Regions from separate parts of the Homo sapiens genome. Here regions 1 and 2 are each linked to region 3. Evidence: chromatin contacts called from ENCODE Hi-C or POLR2A ChIA-PET data. All regions are on one chromosome and are shown on one strand. The core of a region is the stretch at or near the end of the contact, and the rest is flanking DNA. Distances in the headings are between cores, read along the strand shown.

Region 1 (2,700 bases), core at 116-2,615, 1.0 Mb after region 3:
GAAAAGGAAGAATGTTAATCACTATCTGAATGTAATATCAAGAGCTGTTCTCATAAAAGGCACATCTTTAGATTCTTTCCCTCCCCAAGAATCAAAGAATCACACATGAGCTTATTTGTCAGCTATAGTTTTTAAAATAGACAAAGCAAGAATTTTATGCTCAAGTAATTCCAGATCTTTCTGAAACCAATACTGTCAGATAAGTTGTAAAAAAAAAAAAATCCATCATTACTGCCACTATCAAACCACTGAATATCTGTTTATTCTCTTTAATGTATGACAGAGATAAAGAGTTTTCTAAAAAGGTACTCTATTGCCTTAAAAATAGTCTTGCTTTAGGACACAGACTATTATCACCACAATCAAAGCTACCTCTTCGGCGCTTAGAATGCAATAAGACATAAGAAAGAAAATTACCATGAGATATGAGGCTGAAGAACTTGAATTGTATGTTGCTTTCCACTATTAAGAACAGTCTGCACTATTAGCCTTTCTCTGAGTGTTCAGAGATGTAATTTGTAATGGTACTTCAAGAACATATTGTATGTCCTTGCTTTATTTGAGCAAAAAAATAGAAATCGAATCATTGTTGTACCATTTTCTCTTCAATAATTGCTGTCCATGTTGCAGTTGTCACTTCTATATGATAATTTAAAGATAAGTCAGAGTGTATAATGCATAATATTCAACCTCTCTCTTCTTGGTGATCATTCTTCCAATTATTTTCTTTGGTAAAACAAAAAACTAAGACCTACATCAGTTTTCCTTACACACCACCAATACTAATGTAATTCAAATTCTCACCACATTTCCCCTTCCCCTAGGTTTACCTCATTCTGCATTAATGTTCTAATCCTTACTTTACTATAGCAGAATAAGTATATTATTCATAAACCATTGAGCCTCAACCAAAAGGCCTCGTGTGGTGTAAATTTCAAGTACCCTGCTATTGGTAAGATATTTTACAACACAGAAGTCATTTAAGAATGTCTAAGCCACTGTTATTTTCCAAGATTTAAAAGAGCAAAAATGTTAATGAAAATAAAATTCTACCTTTACACTGCAAAATTATACTTTACTTTTGTCTACATTGGAAAGCATTTTACATAAAGCTGTGCAAGAAATTATCTCTCAGCTCCAAATCTATTTGTCCATTCTGTAAACTTCATTGTGATGCTATGGCTGAGACTCTCAAAACCATGTTTATCCTGACTCTGATGGCTCTATGTTAGGCTCTTCTAACAGGGAGCCCAGATGGAAACTGAAAAGCCTGGTGAAGAAAGAAGAAATATTGTTTTCCTATGGGCTAGCTGACTGCCTGCTATTCCTAACAGCATCACCCTAGCTGTTTTGTTTGCCCAAGGAGCAGCTGCTCCTTCCTGTAATAGCAGCTGAAACCAGTTTGCAATACTTCCAACATTTGCAGTACTATTGCATGGCTTTCAGAGATACTAGAGCTAGCCTGACCCATGTTCCCTCTGCAGAATGAATTTCAGGTCTATGGGTCTTGTCCAAGTTCACCATTAGTGGGATAAATTTCAGCTCTACTAGTCCTTTCCTCCAAGATCTAAGTTTTAATAACTCCAAAGTCTTCTCTCTATTCCCTACCTCTAGAGCTGGAAGCTGCATCCTACAGTTGCCACTTCTGTGATTATTTGTAGTTCTCTTTTACCCTTTCATTGATTTTATTAACAACAATCTTATATCTAGTTAACAGTTACTTACATTTAATATCTATGTTCAAATAACTGGCGTGGTTTCTGTTCCCTGATGGACCCTGATTGATTCAATCACCCTATAGGGGCTGTTAGAGAAAGCATTTTTGTCCCCATTTCAGAAAGGGTAACATTTTGTTAATCACTTGATAAGAGAAAAACCTGGGACTTGGACTCAGTTATCAAATCCATTTATAGCACCTTTTCCATAGAAACTACTTCCTTTTGGACACTGAATAAAATTCTTCTCCTAAATGCTCTACATATCCAGTCAAGAAACGTAGAAAATAAATAAGTTGGCCAAGATGAACATGGCTATTAAAGTCAGATCTTTTGTACAAAGCCCCAGCTTAATTTTCACATCAAGGCTCTTCAATTTCAATAATTTCTAATAGTATTAAGAGTTGGGGTTAAAATGTATTGTTATTCTTGTAGTATAATAAATGGTCATGATCTGTTAAATGTGAGCACATTGAAGAATGCCAAAACAATACTTGTGAGCTCATTATTTCCTATATAGTTTTAAAAGTGGAACTGAAAAAGCAAAAGCAAAATACTAAATGTAATATAGCTCTCTTTTACATTTGCTTGCTGCCAGATATTCTATAAATATAAAAACAGATCTCGGAAGCTGCTGTTTAGAATATAAGTAATGAATTTCCTGATGGGGTGTTCAGTAAAATTTTCCAGACATGAGCTTTCTTCCTCTGGTTGGCCAAATAGTGTGTTTTTCCCTCCTGTCTGCCCAGCGAATGTGTTTCTAAAGACCGCTTTGTGTTCCTGAAAATCACAGGAATTCCTGTATAGTACAACGAAGGCCCTGGCAGCAAAGCCTAATCAAGTTGAAGAAAGCACCACAAATACTTCCCAAATGGCTTTCTTCCACAATTGGCAGTATTAAGACAACAAAAGAAAGTGAAAACAAAGGCTACAAAAATAATACATCAACTTTCCTTCTTCTCTCCTCATTTGCTTCCAGGTCCTC
Region 2 (2,700 bases), core at 196-2,695, 1.1 Mb after region 3:
AATAATAGTTACATCTTGGGCTGCACTTTTTTCTTCCTACAGCTCAGAGGATTTACTGTACCCTAAGTCTTATGCAGCATGATATCCTGGAGAGAACCCGAGATCAGGCAGAATTCCTAAGCTGTGCTCCCAGATTTCCTGCTTTCTAGTTCTGTGGCACTGAGTAAGTCACAAACTCTGACACTTAATTGCCTCATCTATCTACCTACCTCTCAGGGTGGAAGTGAGGAAATTGGGCCTTTTTATAAATGGACTTTTCTATGCAAAAAAAAAGTTTACTAATATCATACTAATATATATTAATATCAACATTTACCAATATCTGGTGTTTTATTATTGTGTAAAATTGTTTTTATTGACTCAGTCATACTCAGCTTTTTAAAAGCTGTTACCAGGTCCAATATTTCTTCATAAATACCAAATTAGTACATGAGTCATTGCATTTCATAAGGTGAAACCTATTCACATCATGGATCTGTACATACTGAATCAGTCCCACCAGACGGCTGATAAATAATGAGTGATTGGATTGTTTTGTGAAGATATTACTCATATGATCACTATAAAATCTAATCCGTATGAGAATTATTTAGCAGCCAATAAAGAATCCTGAAAAATCTGTTTTCAGGAAAAAAAAAAAGTGAATGGGTGAGGTGGCTTATGCCTGGAATCCCAGCAATTTGAGAGGCCGAGGCCAGGATGACCTGACATCAGGAATTCCAGACCAGCCTGGCCAACATGACGAAACCCCATCTCTATTAAAAATACAAAAATTAGCTGGGCGTGGTGGCACACTCCTGTAGTGCCAGCTACTTGGGAGGCTGAGGCACAAGAATTGCTTGAACCCCAGGGGCGGAGGTTGCAGTGAGCTGAGATCACACCACTGCACTCCAGCCTGGGTGACAGAATGAGACTCTGTCTCATAAATAAATAAAAAGTTATATCTGTCTTCCAGCTATACTTACCACTGCTCATTAACCAAATATAATTCTACTCTAGGAGTGGCCTGCATCTGTGGCCTTCATCAGCTCAGAAGACTAAAAGAAAGCAATGCTTTGGGATTTTGCTTCTGTTTCGTTTTGTTTATTTAAGAATTCTACCCACTTCAATCTAATGGTCAGTAACAAACAAATGCTACTGCAATCCTTCATTCATCAGTAGATTTTTAATTTCTGCCTTCTTAATGGCTTTGCTTAGTATTGAATTGTTTAAAAGTGTTCTTAGACCTCAGAAGAGTTTAAATATGCAGGATGTTGATAGATGGGGATTCTAGTGTGCTTGTATCCAGTGTATTTTTTATTGAAATGTGGGAAAAATAATAATACAGAAGGAATATATTTTTAAACCATAATTTGTGACTTGTCATCAGAAAAAAAATAAAGAGCAATAAGTGACTTTTTATTTCCTGATTACTTTTGCTATGGTAACTAGTAACATGAGGGTTCACATTCTACTATGAGTAGCTGTGAGTGAGATGCCTACAGGCATCCCCAGCTCATATTTGTACAGGAGCCAGGCAGTTTTCACTCTACGAGAAGGAAATCCTCAGTGGAAGCATAATAATAAAAATAAATGGAGGGGGCCACATGCGGTGGCTCACGCCTGTAATCCCAGCACTTTGGGAGGCCAAGGAGGGCAGATTGCTTGAGGTCAGGAGTTCGAGACCAGCCTGGCCAACATGGCAAAACCCCATCTCTACTAAAAATACAAAAATTAGCTGGCCATGGTGGTGGGTGCCTTTAATCCCAGCTACTCGGAGGGCTGAGGTGGGAGAGTCGCTTGAACCCGGGAAGCGGAGGTTGCAGTGAGCCGAGATTGCGTCATTGTGCTCTAGCCTGGGCAACAGAGCGAGACTCCTTCTCAAAAAATAATAAATAAATAAATAAATAAATAAAGAGACTCAATATCTCCGGTGACTGAGACTCTATCTCAAAAAATAATAAACAAATAAAGACTCAATATGTCCAGGGAGGGCTAGGCACTGAACAAACTGGAAAGCTTACACTATGTCATAAGATGGAACCTCTATACAAAGTCATTGCCTGAAAAAATGAAGGCCCACTGTGTCCTTGATTTTAGGATTTCTCCAAAGCTTGAAATCCCCAGTCACTGTGCAGGTGAACACTGGAACAGCTGCACAAAATACATCTGTTTGATAGATTTGGCCAGAAGTTTTTCTGAGGAATAGAAATTGCCAAATTCTAGTCTTGACGCTTACAGCTACTACCTAGCCTCTTAGGAAGAGGGCACAGATTTTCTTCTGCTCCAGTAGTTCTCACTGGAGAGTCCAGAGCTAAAAGGTGGGACTCTTCAGGATTTTTGTGAAATCAAAGATACTGTCTATACCAAAATACTGCTTTTTATAAAATATCAGTTTCTGTTTCCTGTGGCCATTATTTCAAAATCAGGTGAAGGCTATTGAGTCCATGATCATTTCTATCATTCCAACCAATTTTGGCTGGAAGCCTAAAAATACCTCTTGATTCACATCAGAGAGCTCAGTCTCAGCAATAATCAATTTGAAGTAGAACACAACTGTTCATTCAGGTGCTTTTGAGTTCAGCAACACTGCTCGAATTCAAGTAGTTGTAAAGCATACATTAGACAAGGGGGGTGTCAACAAGCAGATGCCTGCCCCAGGCTTTCACGAGAGTGGTGGTGTGAACCACTGAGGCACTGTGAATTGGTGGTCAACCCCAA
Region 3 (2,700 bases), core at 3-2,502:
TGGCTTCCAAAACAGAGAAAATGATACTTTGAGATGAGGCAGTTAGAAATGAGGCATGACACAATAGCTAATAGATTTTGTTTTCTGTCTTGCTTTCTTTCCCTCTCCTACCTTTCTATATTGCTTCATACTGAACTATCTTTAGATATAAGAGTGTATACTAAACTCTGTTTACTCTAAAATCCTTTACCATTGTATACACTTGCATTATAGTAAGAGTATGAGCATCATTTTGTATTCTATGTTTTTCCAGTATCATATATACAGTAAATCTATTATGTCAGTCCCTGAAATTACCATTTTTTGTTTGTTTTGAGATAGGGTATCACTCTGCCGCCCAGGCTGGAGTGCATTTGTGCTATCTAGGTTCACTGCAGCCCAACCTCCTGGGCTTAAGCAATCATCCCACCTCAGCTTCCTGAGTAGCTGGGACCACAGGCGTGCATCGCCACACGTGGCCAATTTTTGTATTTTTTGTAGAGACGAGGTTTTGCCATGTTGCTCAGGCTGGTTTCAAACTCCTGAGCTCAAGCAGCCCACGTGCCTCGGCTTCCCAAAGTGCTGGGATTACAGGCATGAGCCACTATGCCTGGCCTGAAATTACAATTCATAATGGCTTTATAGTAAAGCATTGTAATACTATATTGTACTTCATATAACAATTTATTTACTGCTTGCCATTTGTACTTGAGTTTTTCCAGTTTTTCAGTATATAATAATGAAATATGACATGGCTCTAAGCATCTTTATGTAAATTACTTCATTGTCTTTGTGTCTATTTTTTTCATGAAATATTCCCAAATAAATAATTATTGAACTAAAATGTAATAAAGGATATTTTTAAAATGGTAACCAGCTGCCAGACTGTTTCTCAGAAAGCTTGAACTGATATTCCATACCATGGATAATATTTTATCATAGCAATACAAAGTTTAAGCACTTAAATTTTTTTTTTTTTTGGCCAGTTTGATAGATGTAACTTACTCTATTATTTAAATCTTTTCATCTTCTCTGCGGTTAAAATAGAATGCTTGTAAAATTGGGACATGAATTTAGGGCAGAATCAGAGTGACAGCTTTCCGACAGATGACCTCTCCCTCATCAGTGTTATTTTCCAGTTTCTTTGGCTCATTTTGCAGTGAACAACCTAACAGGGTGAAAGTTCCAGATACTCTGACAAGGTGATGGTTTTGAAGAGAAGTTCTGCTGCTGGGCAGAAGAGGGCACTGTTTGTTTGTACTGAGGCAGAACAAACCCTGACCTGTTTAGAGAGAGCAATCACTGTCAGAGCCAGCTCTTCACTTCACACTTGTGGTCCTGTGACCACTGTGGTGGCGACCGCAGCTCCTTCCATGCATGACAAGTCCTGTTAAGCATTGAATTTGTTATTATGCACTGAGGTCTGTGAAGTTCCTGCCTCCTAGAAGACCAATGGAATCATTTACACTGCTGTCACCGAGGAGTTAGCACCCAGGCAGTTGCCTACCACAAGAAGGAGGGCTGGTTTGCTCCAGGAGACACCAGCCGGTCCGGACACCTGCAAGACTCTGGGGAACCACAAGGTTAATTAGAATTTGATGAGCAGTGAAGGTCAGGAATTTAGAAAGGCTGGAATAGCAACCAGACTAGGATTGTAAGAACATTTTTGTTAAAATTAAGAAGTAATACCCAAGATTTTTAGGCCAACCACATTTCTGTATTTCTTGTTTTTTTTGTTGTTGTTTATTTTTTCTAGTTAAAAAAAGTCACATAGGAAATGTACAAATGCATTATTATTACAAAAGATTAAATCACACTATGAAGTGCTGAGCAATCTGTATTCTCTCTTTGGCCTCTTCATTCCACTCACACTCCCTTTCTCAAAGGCCACTGCTGTTAATAGTTTGATGACTTTGTTGTGGGCCTTTACAGACACAGGTGCATACACTGTACACATATATCTTTTTTTCTCTCCAAGAGTGGGATCTTGCCATACATATTATCCTGAAACTAGTTTTTTCCCCCACTTAACCATAAATCGTGTCACTGTTTCCATGAGTTCAAATTGGTCTTCTTTTGCATAACTATCTGTAATATGGATTATCATGAATTAATTAACCATTATACTGATGAAACATTAAGGTTTTCAATTTTCACTATTACAAATAATGCAAAGTGAATGTTCTTGTGTTTGTAACTCTGTGCACAGACTTCAGTGTTTCTGTAGGATGGATGCCAGATGTAAAATTGCAAGGTCAAATTTTATGAGCACTTAAAGTTTTAATAGATGTGGTCAAATTGCCCTCCAAAAAGGGAGAAGGTAACTTCTATTTATTTATTTTTACTATACTTTAAGTTCTAGAGTACATGTGCCAACGTGCAGGTTTGTTACATATGTATACATGCGCCATGTTGGTGTGCTGCACCCATTAACTCGTCATTTACATTAGGTATATCTCCTAATGCTATCCCTGCCCCCTCCCCCAACCCCACGACAGGCCCTGGTGTGTGATGTTCCCCACCCTGTGTCCAAGTGGGGAGAAGGTAACTTCTTAAAGTTATTGATATGTGCAGTCACGAGAGTGTTTGATGGTGCTAAACAGAAGAAACTCTTATGTTGTAGGCCAGAACCTTCAGTGGGCTGATTATATTTGTACAGTTGCCTTTGCTTCACTCCAGTGAAACCATTATGGACTCTTTCCTAAATGAGAATCTTGGGGT

The links. Hi-C counts contacts between places; a loop is a spot of excess contacts on that map. ChIA-PET counts read pairs that join two places held with the same protein, here RNA polymerase II (POLR2A). Pooled maps may share reads with other maps.
Region 1: a map of endothelial cell of umbilical vein shows a loop between it and region 3 (16-fold over the local background). The contact joins two enhancer-like sites. A Hi-C loop is called at or near these places in 2 of 168 maps with a recorded cell type or tissue (GM12878 and endothelial cell of umbilical vein), 7 of 37 single-sample maps with no recorded cell type and 11 of 50 pooled maps. POLR2A ChIA-PET finds 5 or more read pairs at or near these places in 1 of 52 experiments (activated CD8-positive, alpha-beta memory T cell).
Region 2: a map with no recorded cell type shows a loop between it and region 3 (5-fold over the local background). The contact joins two enhancer-like sites. A Hi-C loop is called at or near these places in 1 of 37 single-sample maps with no recorded cell type and 3 of 50 pooled maps. POLR2A ChIA-PET finds 5 or more read pairs at or near these places in 1 of 52 experiments (CD4-positive, alpha-beta memory T cell).

Annotation. Positions count from the first base shown.
Region 1 is chr4:142,349,686-142,352,385 of GRCh38, forward strand. All of the region lies in intron 7 of INPP4B (inositol polyphosphate-4-phosphatase type II B), which reads right to left. Among named protein-coding and RNA genes, the nearest start is that of INPP4B, 500 kb to the right of the region's middle. Within about 2 kb of position 1,366, at least 4 of the 41 ENCODE cell types and tissues checked have a DNase peak (open chromatin) inside an H3K27ac peak, as active enhancers do.
Region 2 is chr4:142,407,631-142,410,330 of GRCh38, forward strand. The region is part of intron 5 of INPP4B (inositol polyphosphate-4-phosphatase type II B); the gene reads right to left. Among named protein-coding and RNA genes, the nearest start is that of INPP4B, 440 kb to the right of the region's middle. Within about 2 kb of position 1,446, at least 2 of the 41 ENCODE cell types and tissues checked have a DNase peak (open chromatin) inside an H3K27ac peak, as active enhancers do.
Region 3 is chr4:141,306,124-141,308,823 of GRCh38, forward strand. No RefSeq gene overlaps it. Among named protein-coding and RNA genes, the nearest start is that of LINC02432, 25 kb to the right of the region's middle. Within about 2 kb of position 1,253, at least 3 of the 41 ENCODE cell types and tissues checked have a DNase peak (open chromatin) inside an H3K27ac peak, as active enhancers do.